Linked DNA regions of Homo sapiens: regions 2 and 3 are each linked to region 1. A link is an interaction called in ENCODE POLR2A ChIA-PET data of the cell type or tissue named here. Cell type or tissue: OCI-LY7. All regions are shown on one strand. Region 1 overlaps NT5C2 (5'-nucleotidase, cytosolic II). Region 2 overlaps PCGF6 (polycomb group ring finger 6). Region 3 overlaps WBP1L (WW domain binding protein 1 like).

Region 1 (8,000 bases):
GCCACTGCACTCCAGCCTGGGCGACAGAGATCCTGTCTCAAAAGAAAAAAAAAAACTTATACACAAATGTTCTTAGCAGCTTTGTAATGGCCAGAAACTACAAACAACCCAAATGTTATCCACAAGTAAATGGATAAAAAAAATTATGGTACATCTGTACAATGTAATACTACTATGCAATATAAAGGAATAAAGTATTTACATGCAAAACATTAAAAAATTCGTAATAACTACACTGAGTGAAAGAAGACAAAAAGAGTACATAGTGTATGATTCCGTATATATAAAATCCTAGAAAATGCACACTAATCTGACAGAACACAGACCAGTGGTTCCCTGGGGTAAGGAGGTCAAGTACGGAGAGGAGGAGGTATTACAAAGGAGCCCAGGAAAACTTTTGGGGAGAAGGGGTGATACGTTCAATATCTTCATTATGGTGATGGTTTCATGGGTACATATATATATGTTAAAATTTATTATATACTCTGTGCAACTTATTGTATACCAATTATGCCACAATAAGACTTTTTCAGCCAGTGGCAGTGGCTCACACTTGTAATCCCAGAACTTTGGGAGGCCGAGGCGAATGGATCACTTGACGTCAGGAGATCACATCACTGTACTCCAGCCTGGGCAGCAGAGCGAAACTCTGTCTCAAAAAAAAAAAAAATAATAATTCACAGGCAAAACATGCACAGTCCCCTTCACCACTACCATCACCCTCCCCCAAAGAAAGGAAAACAGCTGCTCCAACAGCTCTAGGCAACTGCTGAAAACAGGAAGCAAAGAGCAACTGAAACTGTAGGGTAAGCCTGGTTAGCAATCTGCACTGAATATTCTTTCCTTCAAAATGGTGTGCCAATAAAATGCTGATAGCCACATATAGTAAGACCACTATCTTTAAACTACAATGAAAGGAAATTTTGTCCCTCCCATAATTACCTCATTACTTAACATAATGTTAAGAAAAGTTCAAGAATTATGATGTAGTACAGTAATATTCTTCACGCCCAAACTGATAAAAGTATAAAAATAGCAGTAAAGGCCTGGCGTGGTGGCTCACGCCTGTAATCCTGGCACTTTGGGAGGCCAAGGTGGGTGGATCATTTGAGGTCAGGAGTTCGAGACCAGCCTGGCCAACATGATGAAACCCTGTCTCTACTAAAAACGGAAAAAAATCAGCCAGGCGTGGTGGCGTATCCCTGTAGTCCCAGCTACTCGAGAAGCTGAGGCAGGAGAATTGCTTCTCCCACCCGGGAGGCGGAGGTTGAAGTGAGCTGAGACTGCGCCACTGCACTCCAGCCTGGGCAACAGAGCGAGACTCTATCTCAAAAAAAAAAAAAAGAAAAAATAGCAGTCAGCACTTCTTTTCATGACAATTCTGCATTAAGACAAAATGCCACGCTGCTAGAGTTATACATTGGCAAACGCTCTTTAAAAAGTCATTTTACATGTCTGTTTCAAGTCAGGTCAGTAATTCATTTGGAATAAAGTGAGGAGCACTTTAACAATATGTAGAGCAGGTCTATCAGGCAGTGTTTAACACATGGCAATTTGAATCAAATATTCATTTTTCAATGGAATAAGTATGTCAACATAGATAATAGGGTAATAATAGCAGTATGAATAATCAGTAGTTTCTACTTCACTCAAATTTTAATTTTGTATTTAAAATACAAAACCTGGGTGGCTCACACCTGTAATCCCAGCACTTTGGGAAGCCGAGGCGGGTGGATCATCTGAGGTCAGGAGTTCAAGACCAGCCTGGCCAACATGGTGAAACCCTGTCTACTAAAAATATAAAAAGTAGCCAGGCGTGGTGGCAGGCACCCATAATCCCAGCAACTTGGGAGGGTGAGGCAGGAGAATCACTTGAACCCAGGAGGCAGAGCTTGCAGTGAGCCGAGATCCCGCCACTGTACTCTAGCCTGGGTGACAGAGCAAGACTCCATCTCAAAAAAAAAAAACTAAACTTGGCATTTTTAAGTTTTATAATCAACCATTCATTCTCATTCTAAGAACACTGCCCTAAAACTTACATGGAAAGGATAATTTTGAATAATTTCTTCAAATTTTCTCACCAGCCTGAAACTTATTTTGGTCTCTAAATACAACAACTTTCACTGCATATTACTCATGTTAAACTAGTTTATGGAAAAACAAAAGTTAAAGCTATATCCTCCATTTGTATGCCTCATATTGTACTAAATAGCCACATTTTATTCAGTCTTTGATAACCCTAGTCCTTGGCAGATAAGCAAGTAAAATCAATAACCTATAGTAGTTAGACATTTGGTTTTATCATTATATTGTGCTTAAGGGCCTCTCTGTAACATAGCCACAGACCAACTTACTTACAAATACATCCCCTTAAAAACATGGAAAGTCAGATGCAAGTTTACTTTAATTCATCTACCAGTACTGCTGAAAAACTAAATCCTCATATTTGTAGTTAACAGTGTCACCTATAACTCAAAGAATAGCACTGTGAAATAAGCTATAGCTTTTTTAAGTATTTTGTAACCTTTACTCCTTATCATCACAAAACACATGAAAGGAGATATATATATATGTGTGTGTGTGATATATATATATATATATATATATATATATATCACACACTCCTTCCCTCCCCTCTTTCCTGAAATTATTAGCTTTTTTTTTTTTTTTTTAACAATCTATCCCTCCTTCTTGGAATTACTAGTTTTAAACTGTTCTTTAATAACTCTAATGAATTTTGAAAAATTCCTGCCCCAAATCCCTCTCAATATTGCCTCTGCATCATTCTTCCTTTCTTTTCTTCTACTGCAAAAATAATTAAACAAATGCTTTTTTTTTTTTTTTTTTTTAAAGACGAAGTCTCTTTCGCTCTGTCTTCCAGGCTGGAGTACAGTGGCACCATCTCAGCTCACTGCAAGCTCTGCCTCCTGGGTTCACGCCATATATATATATATACATATACATACACACATACACACACACATATATATATACTTTAAGTGGGGGTGGGAGGAGGGTGAGGGATGAGAAATTACCTGATGAGTACAATGTACACTATTCAGGTGATGGTTACACTAAAAAGCCAGACCACTGCTATGCTATATATCCAAAACTGTACCCCCTAAATCTATAAAAATTAAAAAATAAAATAGTTTAAGATGAAGAAATGCCTATTTTTCCAGAAGGCTCCTTGAAACTGTTGCATTTAAATTATCTTAAATGTTTCATTACCTCTCATCTTTTAAATAGTTCATGATAAGTTTTTGGTTTTTTTTTTTTTTAGTTTTTTTGAGACAGAGTTTCACTCTTGTTGCCCAGGCTGGAGTGCAATGACGCGATCTCGGCTCAATGCAACCTCCGCCTCCCAGATTCAAGCGATTCTCCTGCGTCAGCCTCCCAAGTAGCTGGGATTACAGGCATGAGCCACCACGCCCGGCTAATTTTGTATTTTTAGTACAGACGGGGTTTCACCGTGTTGGTTAGGCTGGTCTCGAATTCCTGACCTCAAGTGATCCACCTGCCTCCCAAAGTGCTGGAATTACAGGAATGTGCCACCGTGCCCAGCCTATAAACAAGTTTTTTTGTTTATTTTTCATTTCATTATTTTCATTCAGAGTTCTTTATGTCACTTGTCCCAAACTGCACTACACATTCCTGTCAAAGGCCAACACTCAATAGTTCACACACCAAAGTGATGCCAACAGTTAACAAACTCCAACTAATAACATCACACTTACCCACACACATCACTCACTGTCCTCTTACCCTGCTTTACTTGTTTTTTGCACATAACCCTTACATTTGACAGTTTGCATTCTGTCAATCTCTCCAAAATATAAGCTCCATAAGGGAGAGGAGTGTTTTATTTGCTGCTGTATCCCCAGCATCTCGCACAGTAGACTTAACAGACAGAAATAAATGAACCATTAAACGTCTACACATGGAGCCCTTTGCTTTTCAGAAGCCTATTTTTGTGTAAGCCTGAAAATGCAAGAATAACTGCAGAAGTCCCTTTTAATACTCTAAATGAATCTTTGTGAAATCTTATTCTTGGTTCACAAATACATAAGATTCTTGGCTTGATTAACATAATATTTTGCTAACATTTCAACATCAGGCCTCGGAACAAAAGCTTCCTTGTTCTCCGAAGGAAAAATAACAAAGTTGAGAAGAGAGAACTTGTCGAGTGAGAAATGCAGTACCTGTTGCCTTGACAATTTGTTTTTCTTCTTCAAGCAGCTACATGCTCCTATCTGTAGTCTGAAATTGTAACTAGAAACTACAAATTTATTTCATCTGTTCCTAAACTTTTGAAAATATACAAAAAAGACTAATTTTGCTATGTTCTCATCAACATTCTATTGCTACTATCCTGCCATATCACATAGAATGCTATATATTTGTTCTACATCAACACATTAAGGCTGCTTCTAACTGAATGTTTTGAATAATACCGGACCTTCAACAATAACATGGTTATTGACACAAAGGAACAAGAGAGCATGTAAGGAAAACATTTTAAAAGACTGAGCTATTTCTTCAAAACGTTGCCATAATTAACTGAGGTCTTCAAAAGCATAAAGGTATAAACCAGCTGTACAATTTTTACATTCAGACGATATATAATACTTTGCACCTTTAGTAATGACTCCTGAATACTCCTTTAAAAAAAAAAAATACATAGGGCAAGGTGCAGTGGCTCACACCTATAATCCCACCACTCTGGGAGGCCAAGCCAGGCGGATCCCTTGAGCCTAGGAGTTCGAGACCAGCCTAAGCAACATGGCAAAACCCCCATCTCTATAAAAACATGCAAAAATTAGACAGGCATGGTGACGGGTGCCTGTAGACCCAGCTACTCGGGAGGCTGAGGTAGGAAGATTGCTTGAGCCGGGAAGGCAGAGATTGCGTGAGCCAAGATCGCACCACTGCACACTCCAGCCTGGACAACAGACAAAGACCCTGTCTCCAAAAAAAAAAAAAAGGAAAAAAAAAAAAAAGCAGGTAAAAAACTGCTTTATTTCAGGAAAGAACTCATTCTCTTACCAATGAACTCCTGCTCACCATTCAACTTTGGTTTAGCTCTTATTTTTCCTGTTACAAAATAATTTAAAAAGATAAAATCGGAAAGGCATAAATAACCACAGACCACAGTATTTCTACCTTTTAATATATAAATTCATACTTAAGGTTTAGTCCACCTATTTGGTTAAAATTCAGAGATATGCATGAGTTCGATGCCTTAATAATGCTAACATAATAACAGCTGACATTTATTGAGTACTTACTATTTTTCATGTATGATTCTAAGCAGCATAGTACATATTTTAACTCACTGACTTTTCAGAACAACCCTATATGTTAGGTACTATTATCCTCATTTTACGAAGAAGTAAACAGGAAAGAGAAGTTAGATAATTTGAAGTCACAGAATTATACTGTGGTTAAGAGTACGGATTCTGGAGCCACACTGCCTGCGTTCAAAACCTGGCTCTAACACCAACTAGCTCTACGACTAAGCAAATTATAAGCACTACAGTTTCTTCCATTGCAAAACAGGTAGAGTTGGAACAAGGATGTAAGGTGCTAAGAACAGTGGCTGAGACATGGAAATTGGTCAATATAAACTGTTTATAATGCTTGAGTGCAAGATGTTTGAATACTTGAAGCCTTAGCACAATACAGTACTTGATGTTTGCAGGAATGAGTAATAGGCTTCTACTTTTGGAGTCAAAACCTCATAGCGTCCATTACGTATCAGAGGCTGTAACAATTTCACACATTTATCACGTCAATTAAAGTATCCTAAATATAAGGACAACTATAGCTATAGGTTTGTTTCCTTTCTTCCTGGAAGCTCTCAGACCTAGAGAGAATTAATTCAAGATTTATTTCACCAAACCTACTTCAAAAGTAAACGAGTAATTCAAGGCTTAAAAAAATGGCATTTACTGGCTGGGTGCGGTGGCTCATGCCTGTAATCCCAGCACTTTGGGAGGCCGAGGCGGGCGGATCACAAGGTACAGAGATCGAGACCATCCTGGCTAACACAGTGAAACCCCGTCTCTACTAAAAATACAAAAAAATAGCCAGGCGTGGTGGCACATGCCTGTAATCCCAGCACTAGGGAGGCTGAGGCAGAGGAACAGCTTGAACCCGGGAGATGGAGGCTGCAGTGAGCTGACATGGAGCCACTGCACTCCAGCCTGGGTGACAGAGCAAGACTCCGTCTCAAAAAAAAAAAAAAAAAGGCATTTACTGACCAGATTTGTGAAAGATTCTAATGTTAGGCCAGGGGCGGTGGTTCACGCCTATAATCCCAGCACTCTGGGAGGCTGAGGTGGGCGGATCACCTGAGGTCAGGAGTTCAAGACCAGCCTGGCCAACAGGGCAAAACCTGTCTCTACTAAAAATACAAAAATTAGCTAGGCATGGTGGCGCATACCTGTAATCCCAGCTACTAGGGAGGCTGAGGCAGGAGAATCGCTTAAACCCAGCAGGCGGAAGTTGCAGTACGCTGAGAGCGCACCTCTACACTCCAGCTTGGGCAACACAGAGAGACTCCACCTTAAAAAAATAAAAAAGGCCAGTTGCAGTGGCTCACATCTGTAATCCCAGCACTTTGGGAGGCTGAGGCGGGTAGATTACAAGGTCAGGAGTTCAAGACCAGCTTGGCCAAAATGAAGAAACTCCATCTCTACTAAAAATAAAATAAAATAAAAAATTAGCCAGGTGTAGTGGTGGGCGCCTGTAATCCCAGCTACTCGGGAGATTAAGGCAGAGAATTGCTTGAACCCGGGAGGCAGAGGTTGCAGTGAGCTGAGACTGCACCAATGCACTTCAGCCTGGGGGGCAGAGTGAGAATCCATCTTAAAAAAAAAAAAAAAAAAAAACTTTTAATGTTTACTCTCCAAGCCACAGCTTGGTCTTATTTACACAGCATGATACTGTTAAATGCTTATTAAAATAACTTAAAATTCTTATAATTTTGATACAGAATGTTTGAGCTATTTCAATCTACACACTATTATTCTAGCTGGTTTACTTAGCAGCTCTCAAACAAACTAGATAGAGATACACAAATGCCTAACTAGATTCTAATATGACTGCTATAAAAAGTGTGCAAAATATTTTTCAAGGATAGTCAAATACATGTACTACTCATCTTTAAAGGCAAATGAGACAAAATAATGTAGAAGAGCAGAAATCTGTAAAATATTTACACTAAAATGAATTCAAAAATTTCATTTTCTACAATATTCTGACCCAAAATCAGAGCATAACAAAAGCATGTCCTGTCCTTATGAATTTATAGAGCATAATTTTATGACAAACATAATGGTAGAAAAAGAATATGTAACACAAATACTAGCTGATCATATTAAAGATAAAATAGGGCGGACGCGGTGGCTCACGCCTGTAATCCCAATGCTTTGGGAGGCCGAGGCAGGTGGATCACGAGGTCAGGAGTTCGAGACCAGCCTGGCCAACATAGCGAAACCCCCATCTCCACTAAAAATACAAAAAAATTAGCCAGGCATGGTGGCGGGCGCCTGTAATCCCAGCTACTCGGGAGGCTGAGCCAGACGAATCACTTGAACCCAGGAGGTGGAAGTTGCAGTAAGCAGAGATCACGCCATTGCACTCCAGCCCAGGCGACAGTGCAAAAATCAAAAATGAATAAATAAATAAAAAATAAAGATAAACTAAGCAGAAAAAAATACGCACTGTCAATAAACCTAAATGTGAAAAAGCAAAACCATACAATTTACAGAAGAATATAGAGATGAACAGCCTTACGGATCAAAGGTAGGGAAGACTTTCTTGCATAAAAGACAAAAAATGCAAAACATTTTGGGATTCACTTTCCCCATCTGTCAAATGAAGGCATTGAACGTGGAAGACTCTCAAGTTCCCTTCCAGATGTAGAAACAGATTTATGGGTCCAGATTCTGTAGAGGTCACAGTGTTTTTTACAATTTTTTACGATCAGTTGCCCA
Region 2 (8,000 bases), 110 kb after region 1:
TGAAACAAAACAGAGGAAGCTCAAGCTACAAAGAAAACTGAAGATTGAAGTTAGAGGGGTCTCTAGGCTTGCTTCCTCATTGATTAATCACTGTGGATCACCACATGGCTATTCTCTCCCATAATGAGGCAAATGGTCTCTGTTCTGGGTCTGAGACATTTCATTCTAGTTCTATCATACACTCCTAAGGGTTATAGAATGCTCAGTAGAGTGTAACCAAGATCATTTGTATAAGGACTAGAGTTTTGGAATACTAACGAGTGGCAGCTTTTAGTCAATTGCTGATTATTGCACATGGCAAAAATAGCATATTTTCTTAGAAGTGCTTATTAAAACAAATTTAACTCACAGGTTCATTTGCTATGCTACATGTATGAATAAGTGAGAGGTGTAATTTCAATCTTCCATGGTTTCCTGGGATAAGAATTCATACACGACATTTAAAATTCCTGATATTCTTTAGGGCTAAACAATACTTTATCTTAAACTAAGACTTTAGCTCAACAACAGGAACTCTTTCTGACAACTGAAACTGTCTGTCCATGGAATAATCTGGTCATAAAGCAGAAGCAGAAGAGCTAAGATTGGAATTAGGGTGAAAGCAGAATGCAGGTCCAACTTCTGCTCCTGAGATGTTGATCGCCAAGCTGTATCCCCATCTCTTTCCTGGTTATTGATAGAAGCAGGTAAGATGATAAATATGTAAGAAGAAAGGAAAAAATAGATGGCTCAACAGCAATCTTGTAATATTAATGGACCCTCTTATTCATCAGAAAGGAACTAACTCAGCAAAGTAATCTGAGAAGTGAGTATGTAAGGACCATATTTGAACTTGATAATAGATTGTGCCAGGTACTGTTCTCAGTGCTTTATATATTCACTTGATTCTCATGACAACCCCTTGAGTTAGGTACCATTGTTCCCTTTTACAGAGAAGAAAAACTAAAGTTTACAAAAGTTAAATAATATGTCCAAGATCACAGAGTTTGCAAGCAGCAAAGCTGGGATTTTATGTTTTTGTTTTTTGTTTTTGTTGTTTGTTTTTTTGTTTTTGTTTGTTTTTGAGACAGAGTCAGACTGGAGTGCAGTGGCATGATCTTGGCTCACCGCAACCTCTGCTTCCTGGGTTCAAGTGATTCTCCTGCTTCAGCCTCCCAGGTAGCTGAGACTACAGGTGCTTGCCACCATGCCCGGCTAATTTTTATATTTTTAGTAGAGATGGGGTTTCGCTATGTTGGTCAGGCTGGTCTCAAACTCCTGACCTCAGGTGATCTGCCTGCCTTGGCCTCCCAAAGTGCTGGGATTACAGGCGTGAGCCACCACACCTGGCCTACAGCGGGGATTTTAAGCTCTGTAGTCTGGCTCTATGATTTGTGTCCTTAACGACTATGCAATACTGCCTTTATGTCTTATTTTATTTTATTTTATTTTACTTATTTTTTAAGAGACAGAGTCTCATTCTGCCGCCCAGGCTGGAGTGCAGTGTTATAATTATAGCTCACTGCAGTCTTGAACTCCTGGGGTCAAGTGATCCTCCCGAGTAGCTGGGATTACAGGCACAAAGAACCGTGCCCAGCTCCCTGCCTTTATTTCTGTTCAGGGAAAAAAAATGTTCCTGGCAGCCTTTTCTTCATCTTCTAATTTAAAATATTATTCAACTAGCTTTTCTCTCAGGGAAAATGTTTCCTGAGAAACCTCAGAAGAAAAAATTGTTTCTCATTTCAATGAAAATGGTGTCATAATAAGAAGCCCTGTAAAACCACAGACACCATCAGCACCAAATCAAAATGCAGTATCGATCAAGCCATAATACCCATTCTGTGTAAGTAACTACTTGGCAGGCTTTCGGGAGATCAATATGTCATTTCATTTGTGAGAGGACTATTAATCTCTACAGGTAATAAAATTTAGATTTCACTAGTCCAGTTGTGAAGAGAAGCCAATAATCAAACTCATATACACAACAACATAATGAAAAAGGATAAAAAATAGGACTTCCTCTTAAGACATGGTCTACTAAAGAAAACAAAGATGAACATTCAGAATCAGCATGTGCTTGAATCTTCTCTATTATCAGAGGTTTCCAAGATAACAAAATACAGCATAGTGGTTGCAATGACTAGAGGTTCTTTTTTGAGACACAGTCTCACTCTGTCACCCAGGCTGGAGTGCAGTGGTGCAATCTCAGCTCACTGAAACCTCCGCCTCCCGGGTTCAAGCAATTCTCCTGCCTCAGCCTCCTGAGTAGCTGGGATTACAGGCACACGCCACCACGCCCGGCTAACTTTTGTATTTTTAGTAGAGATGGGGTTTTGTCATATTGGCCAGGCTGGTCTCAAACTCCTGACCTTGTGATCCGCCCACCTCGGCCACCCAAAGTGCTGGGATTACAGGCATGAGCCACTGCACCCAGCTGCGAGTTTTAAAGAAAAGAAAAAACAGAATAAAAATTTTAACAGTGAGTTACAAATACATCTGATGAGTAAATATCTCCTGGTGAAATTATAAGAACACTTATCTAAGAGTGGATAATAGGGTACACACTTTGGACAAGCTGAATTGGACAAATACATGGGTCCAAGGTGTTACTTTCAGGAATCCTAAACCAAGTCTCTGTAGGAGAGGGGATAGAGTATGTCCAGGTCGGTGTTAGCTTGGAGTCCAAAGGAAGAACTGTTGAAACTAGGTAAGAATGCATCTGACTGAAGCAGCAGAGAAAGGCAGTGCAGAGGAAGGAGAGTGACGCCCAAGGTCAGCGGGAATGGCTGAGATCTATATTACAGAGAAAACGGGATGGCATTAAAGGAGAAACGAGAAAACTGCTAAGCACTCATTCTGCCAAATTAAAACTACCACGAATGGCCAGGCACAGTGGCTCATGCCTGTAATCCCAGCATTTTGGGAGGCCAAGGAGGGCAGATCACCTGAGGTCAGGAGTTTGAGAGCAGCCTGGCCAACATAGTGAAACCCCGTTTCTACTAAAAATACAAAAATTAGCCGGGTGTGGTGGTGAGTGCCTGTAGTCCCAGCTACTCGGGAGGCTGAGGCAGGAGAATTCCTTGAACCTGGGAGGCAGAGGCTGCAGCCGGCTGAGATTGTGCCACTGCACTTTAGCCTGGGTGACAGAATGAGACTCTGTTTCAAAAAAAAAAAAAAAAATTAAAAAAAAAAATAAAACTACCATGAACTATTCCTCTGGGCATCTTTGCTTAATATTACCTCAGATAGGGATTAGGCAAAAACAAAAGGACCTGCAAATTGTCCCAATCAAACAAATCTTTCTTTAGCCATTGAAGTTAGGCTCTAGAATCTGTACTTCATATGCTCTATTGCAAACTTTTGTGCAGATTTGGGTATCTAGTTTTGTTTCTGTTTCTGTTCCTAGTAAAAACTCCTTTTGAAAAAACTTTCAACCAGGCGCAGTGGCTCATGCCTGTAATTTCAGCACTTTAGGAGGCTGAGGCAGGAGAATTGCTTGAACCTAGGCGGCAGAGGTTGCAGTGAGCTGAGATCGAGCCACTGCACTCCAGCTTGGGAGACAGAGTGAGACTCTGTGTCAAAAAAAAATTAATAAAATAAAAAACCTTCATCTCAGCTAAACTAAATGCATGGTGCTGGTGGTGACAATAAGACTAACACATGTATCCGGGCCTTGTGCACCTTCAGCAGAGATAAAGTGAGAACAGGTAAGTGGGGGAATCAGAGTGAATCAAGACTGGGCATTTGAGCCTGACATGGTGGCTCATGACTGTAACCCCAGCACTTTGGGATGCTGAGGTGGACAGAAACCCCAACTCCACTAAAAATACAAAAATTAGCCAGGCATGGTGGCAGGCACCTGTAGTCCCAGTTACTCAGGAGGCTGAGGTGGGGGAGGATTCCTTGAGCGGGGAAGATGGAGCCTGCAGTGAGCTGAGATCATGCCACGGCACTCCAGCCTGGGAAACAGAGGGAGACCTTATCTCAAAAAAAAAAAAAAAAAAAAAAAAAAAGCTGGGTGTGGTGGCTCATGCCTGTAATCCCAGCACTTTGGGAGGCTGAGGCAGGCGGATCATGAGGGTCAGGAGTTCGAGACCAACAACAACAACAACAACAACAAAAGACTGGGCGTTTTTTTTTTTTTTTTTTTTTTTAAGGAGACAGAGTCTCACTTTGTCACCCAGGCTGGAGTGTGCAGTGCAGTGGCATGATTGTAGCTCACTGCAGCCTTGACCTCCTGGGCTCAAGCAATCTCCTTGCTTCAGCCTCCCAAGTAGCTGGGATCAGAGGAGCACACAACCACGACTAGCTAATTTTTTTTTTTTTTAAACGGAGTCTTGCTCTGTCGCCCAGGCTGGAGTGCAGTGGCGTGATCTCCGCTCACTGCAAGCTCCGCCTCCCTGGTTCACGCCATTCTCCTGCCTCAGCCTCCTGAGTAGCTGGGACTACAGGCGCCTGCCACTATGCCCGGCTAATTTTTTGTATTTTTAGTAGAGATGGGGTTTCACCGTGTTAGCCAGGATGGTCTTGATCTCCTGACCTCGTGATCCGCCCACCTTGGCCTCCCAAAGTGCTGGGATTACAGGAGTGAGCCACCTCGCCCGGCACAACTAGCTAATTTTTATTTTTATTTTTTGAGACAGGATCTGCCTCTGTAACCCGGGCTATGTGCAGTGGTGCAATCTCAGCTGACTGCAACCTCCATCTCCTGGGCTCAAGTGATACTCCCACCTCAGCCTCTTGAGTAGATGGGACTACAGGCTCGCCCCACCATACCTGGCTAATTTTTGTATTTTTTGTAGAGTCGGTGTTTCGCCATGTTGCCCAGGCTGGTCTCAAACTCCTGGGCTCAGGCGATCCTCCCACATTTGCCTCCCGAAGTGCTGGAATTACAGGCGTGAGCCATGGTGCCCAGCATCTGGCTAATTTTTACTTGTGGTTTTTCCCTCATTTTTTGACCTTCTGGTTATTTAAAGACAGCTACAGGCCGGGCGCGGTGGCTCACGCCTGTAATCCTCGCACTTTGGGAGGCCGAGGTGCGTGGATCATGAGGTCAGGAGTTCAAGACCAGTCTGGCCAAGATGGTGAAACCCCATCTCTACTAAAAATACAAAAAATTAGCCGGGCACGGTGGCGGGCACGGTGGCAGGCACTTGTAATCTCAGCTACTTGGGAGGTTGAGGCAGAAAAATCGCTTGAACTCGGAGGATGGAGGTTGCAGTAAGCCGAGATCTTGCCAATGCACTCCAGCCTGGTGACAGAGCAAGACTCTGTTTAAAAAAAAAAAAGAAAAGGTAGAATTTTTTTGACTCACAGTACTTACCAATAACTGCTTTTTATTAGATTCTTAGAGGTGTTGTAACCCATAGGCTGTGAGTTCCTTGAAGACAGATCACTCCTCTTTGAATCTTCTTGTCCACACAATGTCTAACAAGTGACACTCTTAACTTGCTCATCACAGAAGTGTTTATCAAATAATTACATTTGATATTCTACTTTTAAGGAGATAAGTATTTTGCCATGTTACAGTAATGAATGGGATGGTTATTGAGGAAAATAGGGGGTAAGTGAATGCTTACCCCAAGTCTACAGTTGAGTCTCTGTGGGGATAATCTCTTCCCTGAAATGGCAAAATTTGTAATGTGGCCGGGCGCGTTGGCTCACACCTGTAATCCCAGCACTTTGGGAGGCTGAGGTGGGCGGATCACGAGGTCCACGAGGTCAGCAGTTTGAGACCAGCCTGACCAACATGGTGAAACCCCGTCTCTACTAAAAATACAAAAATTAGCTAGGCATGGTGGCGGGTGGCCTGTAATCCCAGCTATTCAGGAGGCTGAGGCAGGAGAATCGCTTAAACCCGGGAGGTAGAGGTTGCAGTGAGCCGAGATCATACCACTGCACTCCAGCCTGGGCAACAGTGCGAGACTTGTCTCAAAAAAAAAAAAAAAATTAGCCGTGTGTGGTGGCACAGGCCTGTAATCCCAGCTACTCGGGAGGCTGAGGCACAAGAATCGCTTGAATTTGGGAGGCAGAGGTAGCAGTGAGGTGAGATCACGCCACTGCACTCCACCTGGGTGACAGCCTTAAGACTCTGTCTCAAAAAAAAAAAAAAAAATCTGTAATGTTGAAAACAACAAAATCTGGGTTCTGAAGACAATAATCTTTAAACATTAACATCTCTTCAACTCTCGGTCAACTCACTTGTTACAAGTGGCACATTCTAAGTAGCTACTAAAGATCAGGCTTTTTTTGAGACAGTGTCTTGCTCTGTTGCCTAGGCTGGAGTGCAGCGGCAGGATCGTAGCTCACTGTAGCCTTGACCACCCAGGCTATTGATCCTCCTGAGTAGTTGGGACTACAGCCATTCACCACCATGCCCAGGTAATTTTTTTTTTTTTTCTGTAGAGATGGGATCTTGCTATGTTGCCTAGGCTGGTCTCGAATTCCTGAGCTCAAGTGATCTGCCCACCTTGGCCTCCCAAAGTGCTGGGATTACAGGCATGAGCCACCACGCCTGGCTTATTTTTTATTTTTTTTGAGATGGAGTCTCACTCACTCTGTCGCCCAGGCTGGAGAGCAGTGGCACAGTCTCGGCTCACTGCAACCTCCGTCTCCTGGGCTCAAGCGATTCTCCTGCCTCAGCCTCCCAAGTAGCTGGGAATACAGGCACACACCACCATGCCCAGCTACTTTTGTATTTTTAGTAGAGACGTTGGCCAGGCTGGTTTCAAACTCCTGACCTCAAATGATCTGCCCGTCTGGCCTCCCAAAGTGCTGGGATTACAGGCATGAGCCACAGTGCCTGACCTGGTTTTTTTTTTTTTTTTTGTGAGATGGAGTCTTGCTCTGTCTCCCAGGCTGGAATGCAATGGTGCAATCTCAGCTCACTGCCTCCCAGATTCAAGCAATTCTCCTTCCTCAGCCTCCTGAGTAGCTGGGATTACAGGTACCTGCTACCACACCCAGCTAATTTTTGTATTTTTAGTAGAGACGAGGCTTAACCATATTGGCCAGGCTGGTCTCAAACTCCTGACCTCAGGTGATCCACCTGCCTCGGTCTTCCAAAGTGCTGGGATTACAGGCGTGAGCCACTGCACCCAGCCCTGGCCTGGTTATTTTTTTTTTAACCCACAGTAAACACTAACATTCCCAAATAGGTTAAAATACATTTTTATTAAATGTTAGAATAAATTTATACACAATTCACAAATTCTTTACAAAGAATTGCCAATCTTTTTCCAATTTTGTAGTAGTCTCTACACATTCAGAAATTCTGCTGTTAAACAGGATTTATAAAATATTTCTTTCAGAAAGCATCACAATGCTAATTTTAGGCAAATAATGTTTTAAAACTGAAGTCTTTGCATGGAGGTGAGCTCAAACACCCTTATTCTTTATTGCAGTGATGAAATAATGAGAAAAATAAACATTAAACTGACTTACTAAGAAAACAATGAATAAGTAATTCTGTAAACTTCTCAAATTCTCCTAAAATTTTTTATTACTTTCAGAAGCAATACTATTGCAAGGTATCAACAACCACACTATGTACCCAAATAAAATGAATGTCAGAAATAAAAATACTGTCACAAAGAAGCACCCCTTATTGGAAGATGTATTGAAGAAGTCTTATTACACTGAAATTTTATGGCACAGATCATAAACTCAGAGTCTCTTCACACATAATAACAATTCATCCATTTTGAAATGAGTAACTTCTCCTTTGTAGTGTTGCTAGTATAAAAAAAGGTACAAGTTCAAAATATGCTGGCAACATACAAAAGTGGCCAATAGTTTTGGTCTTTGAGAGTACACCCTGCAGTTTAACAAAGACTGGCTTTGAATCTTCCACTCAAAAGCACACTTCTCTTCCAAAAAGATGACTGCCCAACTGATGCCATCCCAGAGAGCAGATATCCCAACCACCAACTTGAAATGGCTGAACAAAGAAAACTAACCAATTACTTCAAAGATGGGAAGCAAAATCAATGTCAAGGTATTTAAAATCATAAGAAATTTTA
Region 3 (8,000 bases), 380 kb before region 1:
CCAGGGTCCCAGTTACTGCCTCTGCTTAGTGGGAAACTCTGGGCATTAGCCCTTTTCGGATTCTCTTGGGGACAGTGTTGGTGAGTGGAATCTGTTTATGGGTTCCAGAAGTGCTTCCTTTGTAGAGGAAGAGAGTTCTGGTGCTCTTTGGACTTTGTTAGCTGAAGACTAGAGAATATGGTCTTAGCCAGGTCTGCTGCAGAAGCTCTTGCCTGAGGTTCTCCTGGCTGCCCTCTCCATTGTGTGCTGAGCAGCTGACAACAACTTAGATGCTTCCTTGGGCCCTCCCAGAAGCCCAGGTTTGCCTTTCTTTTTTTTTTTGACGGAGTCTCGCTCTGTCACCAGGCTGGAGTGCAGGCGCAACCTCAGCTCATTGCAGCCTCTGCCTCCCGAGTTCAACTGATTCTCCTCCCTCAGCCTCCTGAGTAGCTGGTACTACAGGTGTGCACCACCATGCCCAACTAATTTTTGTATTTTTAGGAGAGATGGGGTTTCACCGTATTGGCCAAGATGGTCTCGATCTGTTGACCTCGTGATCTGCCCGCCTTGGCTTCCCAAAGTGCTGGGATTAGAGGCGTGAGCCACCACACCTGGCTGGCTTGCTGTTTTTGCAGAGAGAGGTTGCAAGCCAAGCTACTATGAATGCCAGGCCACTCTAGATGGTCACTATGCCATTTTCTTGTAAGGACCACAGGGGCTTCCAGAATTTCCCATAGAACCTCATGGAGTGCCTCTGTTTCTGAGGGTCCTTCGGAAAGGAACAGTCTTTCCCTAGGTCCTTGCCTATAGAGGACCTTCTGGAGAAAGGGAGTCTTGAGGCTCAGCTCCTTTTATTTCTTACCCAGTTCTCACATGGAAGTTCCTGGAGGATTCTCCAGTGTACCTAACCTTTTACTGTCAGCTAAATCCCATGTGGAGGCTGGGCACAGTAGCTCACGCTTATAATCCCAGCACCCTGGGAGGCCAAGGCATGTGGATCACTTGAGCCCAAGAGTTCAATACCAGCCTGGCTAACATGGTGAAACCCCCTCTCTACTAAAAATACAAAAATTATCTGGGCATGGTGGTGTGTGCCTGCAGTCCCAGCTACTCAGGAGGCTGAGGCAGGAGAATCACTTGAACCCGGGAGGCGGAGGTTGCAGTGAGCCGAGGTTGCGCCACTGCACTCCAGCCTGGGCAACAGAGCGAGGCTCCATCTAAAAAAAAAAAAAGAAAAATGCCATGTGGAAACCATCTTTGTCTTGCCACTGGTTTGACTGAAGCCAGAACCACTTGCTTCTTCAAGTTGCACGACAGTGGTGATGGTGTTAGGGTCTTCAGGGAGTGACCCAAGGTTGCTTCAACTGACACTCTTTGTACTCTGACCTTCCTGGAACTCAGACGAGACAGTGTAGGATGCTGGACAAAGAATGAGAGGGTGTTGGGGGGGTGGTGCTTAGGACAGCGAGGCCCCAGGTGACTGACATTGCCGTAGTTCTTACAATTGTCTCTTGAGAAAGGAGACTGCAGGCGGTTTCCCCAGATGATTCTAAGCCCTCATCACTGCCTCCATTTGGAAACAGACTTCGGGTTTGTCAAACCATGACCTTGCCCCCACCATCCTATCTGCGCCTTTCCCCTTTCTCATCCCCCCCATCAACCCCTGTGTCAGTGATATGGCAAGAAAGCAGCCAGAAGGACTATTGTTTGGTCCAGAAAGGAAATTAGACTCTTGGCTGGGAGGTCTGTCCATCTGAAATGCAGTTGTATTTGTAGCCAACAGGAGTGGTTCCTCCAAACAAGACCTCTCCCTCACCCTCGCTTTTCCCTTTTGAGGACTGAGGACGGGCTCATCTGCCTTTCTGAGGAATTCCAGGAGCAGTCCAGTGCAGGAGAGCACAAGGCTCAAGATGTCCCCACCAGACCTGCAGATATATAAGCAGCAGTGAAGGAGGGCACAGTCATTGTTGCTATTTTAGAAGGGGTGGGGCTGAGAAACTTACTAGAGGACACACAGTGCCAAGCAGGTAGACAGACTCTGTTTAAATGTTTTAAAATGCAGATAACCACAGGGTTCAAATTCTCCTTCCCACCCTTTGTTAAAACAAAAGTTGAAGCTGGGCTGCCAAAAAGCCACAGAGCTGTAGTTTGTTTTTCTGGGTCCTGGCCAGGCGGCATCAGTTGTGAAAAGGAACGAAGTTGCTCATGGCCCCGTCTCAGATTGACAGAGCCTCCTGGGCTTTTGGCAGAGCCGACTCAGGAGCCACCTGAATTGGGTCACCAAAGCCAGGGCAGGGGGGTGGAGTGGTGGGGACAGGGAGACCCAGAGGGCAAGGAGGTAGTCTGGGAAAGCAGGTGCCTCACCCCAAGGGCTTAAAGAAAGTCAGAGAAAGAGCTGCATGAACGGCTAAGTGTCTCTCTAGCTACGGGCGTTTAGGAAAGGAGGCCCAGCAGAGAGCAGTGTCTAGACGGAGAGAAAAGGTGCCCCGTTAAATGAGCTGGCATGTGTTTTCCACGTTCTGGAGGCATGGGAGACATAAAAGCAAAACGCCCTTCTCAGGAAGTCCTCCGATCTCCCTCTTTATTGAGGTCATGGCTTCTGCCTGGTGTGTATGGGAGGGAGGTTGATGTTGGAACAAACACCTGAAGTTCTCATCAAAATGGCACTTTTTGTTGCTTTCAACCCTGTTCCCTCTAACTGCCTCTCAACTTTGCCTGAAGTGTGAAAGTCACGGGCTTTGGGCTGATTTCCTTCCCACCTTCCTTTGGAAAGAAAATTCCTCAGCCAGGAAATCCTTTGGCAGAGTTTTCATCAGACAGGGCAACTCCTTAACTATAGTTGCCTACAGGAAAGGCCTCCGGGAAAAAATGCCATTTCTACCCACCCTTTACCTCTACTAAACTGCATTTTCCTGTGTGCTGAGGAAAATTCTCAATTCTCACACACATACTTACACACACACACGGTTTACACAGACACACAAGCACACATAGACCTGAGCTCTGGCCGGCAACCTTTCCCACATGTCTTTTCAATGTTTCATAACCCAAACCAGTTATTGGGCCTGCATGTGTTGAGAACGGCAGATCCTGTTTAATAGGGGCAGTAGTTGAGGCTATTAAGGACCTGATCGTTGTTAGTATTATCTCCATGCATTTTTACGGCACCTGTACTTTAATTCATCATTCCATCAGTTATTCATTCAGCAAACCCTTATTCCAGTGCTCTTGAACTTTAGCAGGCATCAGAATTTCCTGAAGGGCTACCGAAAACACACACTTCTGGGCCCTACTCCCAGAGCTTTTGATTCAAAACTGAGAATTTAAAAACCTGAGAATGTGCAATTGTAACAAGTTCCTAGTTGATGCTGTGACCTCCTCTGGGCTGGAAACTGGAGAGACAGAATTCTTACCTTCAGAAGGTAATCCAGCGGGGAGGGGATAGGATGTGCATTGGCCCAAACCCCAAAGCCACTCCTCCCTGTTCTCATCCTGGGGCTCTCTCCACTCAGCAAGCTACATTTTCCAGGGAGAGATCAAAGTTGGGAATTTCTGCCCTTGAGATCATTTGGGAGAATTTCACCCAGGCATCAGTTTCCCCTGGTTTGGGCTTTAGGAGGGAGAGGGGTATGTTTCTGGACAGTGGAATTTCCCTGAAGTGACACAAAACAGGCTATTAGCAAATCCTGTCAGTGCTGCCCAACTCGTTTTTCATTTTTTATTCTCTCTCTTTTTTTCTTTCTCTCTCTCTTTCCTTTCCCTCCCTCCCATCTCCCTCCTCCTCTCTCCCCTCCCTCTCCACTCTTCCTCTCCCCTCCCTCCCCACTTTTCCTCCCCCCTCCCTCCCACCCTTCCCTACCCTTCCCCCCACCCCCACCCTTCCCCCACCCTGCCACCCCTCCCCCACCTTCCCACCCTTCCCCCCACCCTCCCCTCCCCTTCCTCCACCCTCCCCTACCCTTCCCCCAGCCTTTCCCTTTCCCCCTTCCCCCTCCTCCTTCCACCTTCTCCTTCCTTCCTTCCTTCCTTCCTTCCTTCCTCTTTTTGTGTGTGTGAGACAAGGTTTCACTCTATCACCCAGGCTGGAGTGTAGTGGTATGATCTTTGGTCACTGCAGCCTTAACCTCCTGGACTCAAGGGATCCTCCTGCCTCAGCCACTTAAGTAGCTGGGACTATGAGTATGTGCCACCATGCCCATCTAATTTTTGTATTTTTTTGTAGAGATAAGGTTTCGCCATGTTGCCCAAGCTTCGTTTTTTACCTGCCGTTTTTTTTTGTTTTGTTTTTAGTTTGTCTTAAGATACCCATTGTTAGCAAGAGCTCAGTAAATAGGAGTTGATTGAATTTCCAGTGCCAAGAACAGAACCTAAAAGCAGACTTTGGACTTGTTCCTAACCTGTGTTTCTTTTTTCCTTTTCTTTCTTGAGACAGCGTCTCACTCCCTCGCCCAGGCTGAAGTGCAGTGGCATGATCTCGCTTCCCAGGTCCAAGCGATTCTCCCACCTCAGCCTCCCAAATAGCTGGAATTACAGGTGTGCGCCAGCATGCCCAGCTAATTTTTGTATTTTTAGTAGAGATGGGGTTTCACCATGTTGGCCAGGCTGGTCTCCAAATTCTGACCTCAAGTGATCCACCTGCCTCAGCCTCCCAAAGTGCTGGGATTACAGGCATGAGCCACCACACTGGGCCCTGTGTTTCTTTATGGAATACTTTTTGGGGGTTAAAAGGGAAATTGAAAGGAAATTTTAAAGGAAACCCTGCCCATCTATGGTTAAGCCTGTAACAACAACAATAAACACACTAAGAACTTACCATACATCAGGCATAGTTCTGCGTATACTACATATATTAACTCATTTAGTCCTCACAGTGACCAGATAAGTTAGAGACCTTTATTCTCCCCGTTTTACAGATGAGGGAAGTAAAACCAAAATGACCAAGGTCACAAAGCTAGAATATGTGTTTTTAAGCTGGGCTTTGAACCCAGGCCATCTGCCTTTTCTCTTCCACGTCTGCAGTCATGCTTGTAGGAAAGTTGGCTGGGCTTTCAGAAGAAGTTGCGAGTCTCTGACGTCTTCATTTCCCAAATTCAGGCCTTTTCCACTGTGGCAGTGGCAGGAGCTCTTGCTGAGAGCAAGGAAGGGCCAGGGGAGCCAGTCACCCACCGTCCTGCAGGATGGGAGGAGAGCTCACTTACAGTATGCTTGAGCCTCCTAATGGGGAATTTCCTGCCAGTTGAAGAGTGGTGTTTTCCCAAGTTTGTAGTGAACTCTTGGGGTTTGTAGTGTAGTCATGGGGCACATGACTCAGTTCCTACACTGGACTGTGATTGTTTTTAAAAACATGTTTTCCATTTTGCTTAGCATGACAAATGCACCCCACAGTGAACTCACAATTTTCAAAACTTGTCTTTGAGGAATGTAGTCTCTTGGTAGGTGTGTGTTTGTTGGGGAAAGGAGGGTCATATTTCTGTCTCTGGTGTGTCTTTTGTTGGGTTTTCCTTTTTTTTTTTTTTGGAGGCAGGGTCTTGCTCTGTCTGTTGCCCAGGCTGGAGTGCAGTGGCGCTATCTTGGCTCACTGCAAGCTCCGCCTCCCAGGTTCACGCCATTCTCCTGCCTCAGCCTCCCGAGTGGCTGGGACTATAGGTGCCTGCCACTACGCCCAGCTAATTTTTTGTATTTTTAGTGGAGACGAGGTTTCACTGTGTTAGCTAGGATGGTCTCCTCGTGATTCGCCCGCCTTGTCCTCCCAAAGTGCTGGGATTCTAGCCTTGAGCCACCGCGCCCAGCCAGGTTTTCCTTTTTTTTAAAGTTTTCTTCTTTGTGCTTACTTCAGCAGCACCTATACTAAAATTGGAATGATACTGAGATTAGTGTGGCCCCGGCCAAGGATAGCAGGCAAATTTGTGAAGCACTCCATAAAAAAAAGTAAAAAATGTAAAAATGAACTTTCTTCCTTGGTTTTGAAATCTAGCTAAAAGATTAAAATTTTTCCTAAGTTGGCCAGGTGTGGTGACTCACACCTGTAATCCCAGCACTTTGGGAGGCTGAGGTGGGTGGATCACTTGAGGTCAGGAGTTCGAGACCAGCCTGGCCAACATGGTGAAATGCCATCTCCACTAAAAATACAAAATTAGCTGGGTGTGGTGGTGCATGCCTGTAGTTCCAGCTACTTGGGAGGCTGAGGCAGGAGATTCGTTTGAACCCGAGAGGCGGAGGTTGCAGTGAGCCGAGATCACACCACTCCACTCCAGCCTGGGTGACAGAGCAAGACCCTGTCTCAAAAAAAAAAAAAAAAAAGCCCTTTTTTTTTTAAAAAAAAAATTATACTTCTGGTTCAGTGAATCTAGCCTTTTTCTGGATCAAGGATTCCTTTAAAAATCTGATGAACACTTTAAATTCTCTCCCCAAGAAAAACTTGTAATCACACTGCAGTAGTCAGGATAGGCTAAGTTGTGCCACAGGAACAAGCAAGTCCAAAATCCTAGTGACCTAAAAACAGCAGGTTTATTCCTCACTCACACTGTGTGTCCATCGAAGGTTGGATGAGAGTTTTGTTTCCACTTCACCATCCTCTGGGACCCAGACTGATGTGAAATCACCATCTGGGATGTTGCCAGTTGCCAAAACAGAAGGAAGACTAATGGAGGGTCTCATATTAGCAAGACACATTTTGGCCTCTAAGTGACATATATCACATCCAATCTCAATTCATTAGTTAGACTTAGTCCCAAAGCCTCACCCAGTCACAAGGGGGTCAGGAAGTTCAAGCCTACCCACATGCCTAGAAGGAGAAGAAGCAGAAATACTTGGCAAACATGAAAACCAATGCATGAGATTTTCTTTAAAACGGGGAAAACAAAACAAAACAAAACAAAACAAAAACAACCATGTTGGCCAGGTGTGGTGGCTCATACCTGTAATCCTAGCACTTTGGGAGCCAAGGTGGGAGGATTACTTGAAGCCAGGAGTTTGAGAGCAGCCTGGGCAACAAAGTGAGACCACCCCCCTATATCTACAAAAAATTTAAAAATTAGCCAGGTGTGGTGTGCACCTGTAGTCCTAGCTACTAGAGAGGCTAAAGTGGGCTCCTTGAGCCCAGGAGTTGGAGGCTGTAGTGAGTTCTGGTCTCTACTGTACTCCAGCCTGGGTGACAGAGTAATACCTGTCTCAAAAATTTATTTTAATTAAATTTTTTAAAAAATTGTAAAAGCTGTGAAATAGATCATATATATTGCAGTATAAAAGTTAGAAGTTGGTTTACCTTTAGGTAGAGAACTATTGAAAAAATGACTGGTGGCCAGGTAAAAAACTAGTAGAGTTAGATGCTGGCTATCTTTTTTTTTTTTAGAGATGGGATCTCGCTGTGTTACCCAGGCTGACCTCACAAGAAGCAATCCTCTCATCTCAGCCTCCCAAGTAGCTAGGATTTTAGTTGTGAGCCACTGCGCCAAGCAGATGCTGATTACCTAACGGGAGAATGTACTTTTAAAATTTTAAAGTTTGGCCATCTCTGGTATTTCACACCTGTAATCCCAGCACTTTGGGAGGCTGAGGCAGGGGGATTGCTTGAGACCAGAGTTTGTTTGAGACCAGCCTGGGCAACCTTGTGAGACCTCATCTCAACAACAACAACAACAAAATTAGTGGGGTGTGGTGGTGCATGCCCGTAGTCCCAGCTACTCAGGAGGCCAGAGCGGGAGGATCACCTGAGCCCAGGAGATCAAGGCTGCAGTGAGCTGCGTTCACACCACTGCACTCTACCCTGGGTGACAGTGAGACCTTGTCTCTTAAAAATAAGTTAAAAAAAATTGGCCTGGCACGGTGGCTCACACCTGTAATCCCAGCACTTTGGGAGGCTGAGGCGGGCGGATCACTTGAGCTCAGGATTTTGAGACCAGCCTGGCCAACATGGTGAAACCCTGTCTCTACTAAAAATACAAAAAAAAAAAAACCAATTAGATGGGTGTAGTGGCACGCACCTGTAGTTGCAGCTGCTGAGGAGGCTGAGGCACAAGAAT

What was found. Peaks named below come from ENCODE experiments on the same cell type or tissue, not always from the same donor. Only the 100,000 strongest peaks of a DNase experiment are listed, where the experiment ranks them.
Region 2: POLR2A ChIA-PET joins it to region 1 with 5 read pairs; 9 of 35 experiments call an interaction of 5 or more read pairs at or near these places.
Region 3: POLR2A ChIA-PET joins it to region 1 with 6 read pairs; 3 of 35 experiments call an interaction of 5 or more read pairs at or near these places.

What each region holds. Positions count from the first base shown.
Region 1 is chr10:103,180,680-103,188,679 of GRCh38, forward strand. It overlaps NT5C2 (5'-nucleotidase, cytosolic II), which reads right to left. Exons shown (of 19, transcript NM_001351169.2): 2 at 506-649. Among named protein-coding and RNA genes, the nearest start is that of NT5C2, 8.6 kb to the right of the region's middle. RefSeq lists enhancers at 5,729-6,230, 6,231-6,730. In OCI-LY7, no CTCF peak of the experiment used is centred here; DNase peaks (open chromatin) are centred at 762 and 1,332; H3K4me3 peaks cover 5,498 bases; H3K27ac peaks cover 6,805 bases.
Region 2 is chr10:103,295,663-103,303,662 of GRCh38, forward strand. It overlaps PCGF6 (polycomb group ring finger 6), which reads right to left. Exons shown (of 10, transcript NM_001011663.2): 10 at 7,134-8,000. Among named protein-coding and RNA genes, the nearest start is that of INA, 23 kb to the left of the region's middle. In OCI-LY7, no CTCF peak of the experiment used is centred here; no DNase peak of the experiment used is centred here.
Region 3 is chr10:102,798,127-102,806,126 of GRCh38, forward strand. The region is part of intron 2 of WBP1L (WW domain binding protein 1 like); the gene reads left to right. It also overlaps the pseudogene RNU6-1231P. Among named protein-coding and RNA genes, the nearest start is that of CYP17A1-AS1, 31 kb to the right of the region's middle. In OCI-LY7, no CTCF peak of the experiment used is centred here; no DNase peak of the experiment used is centred here.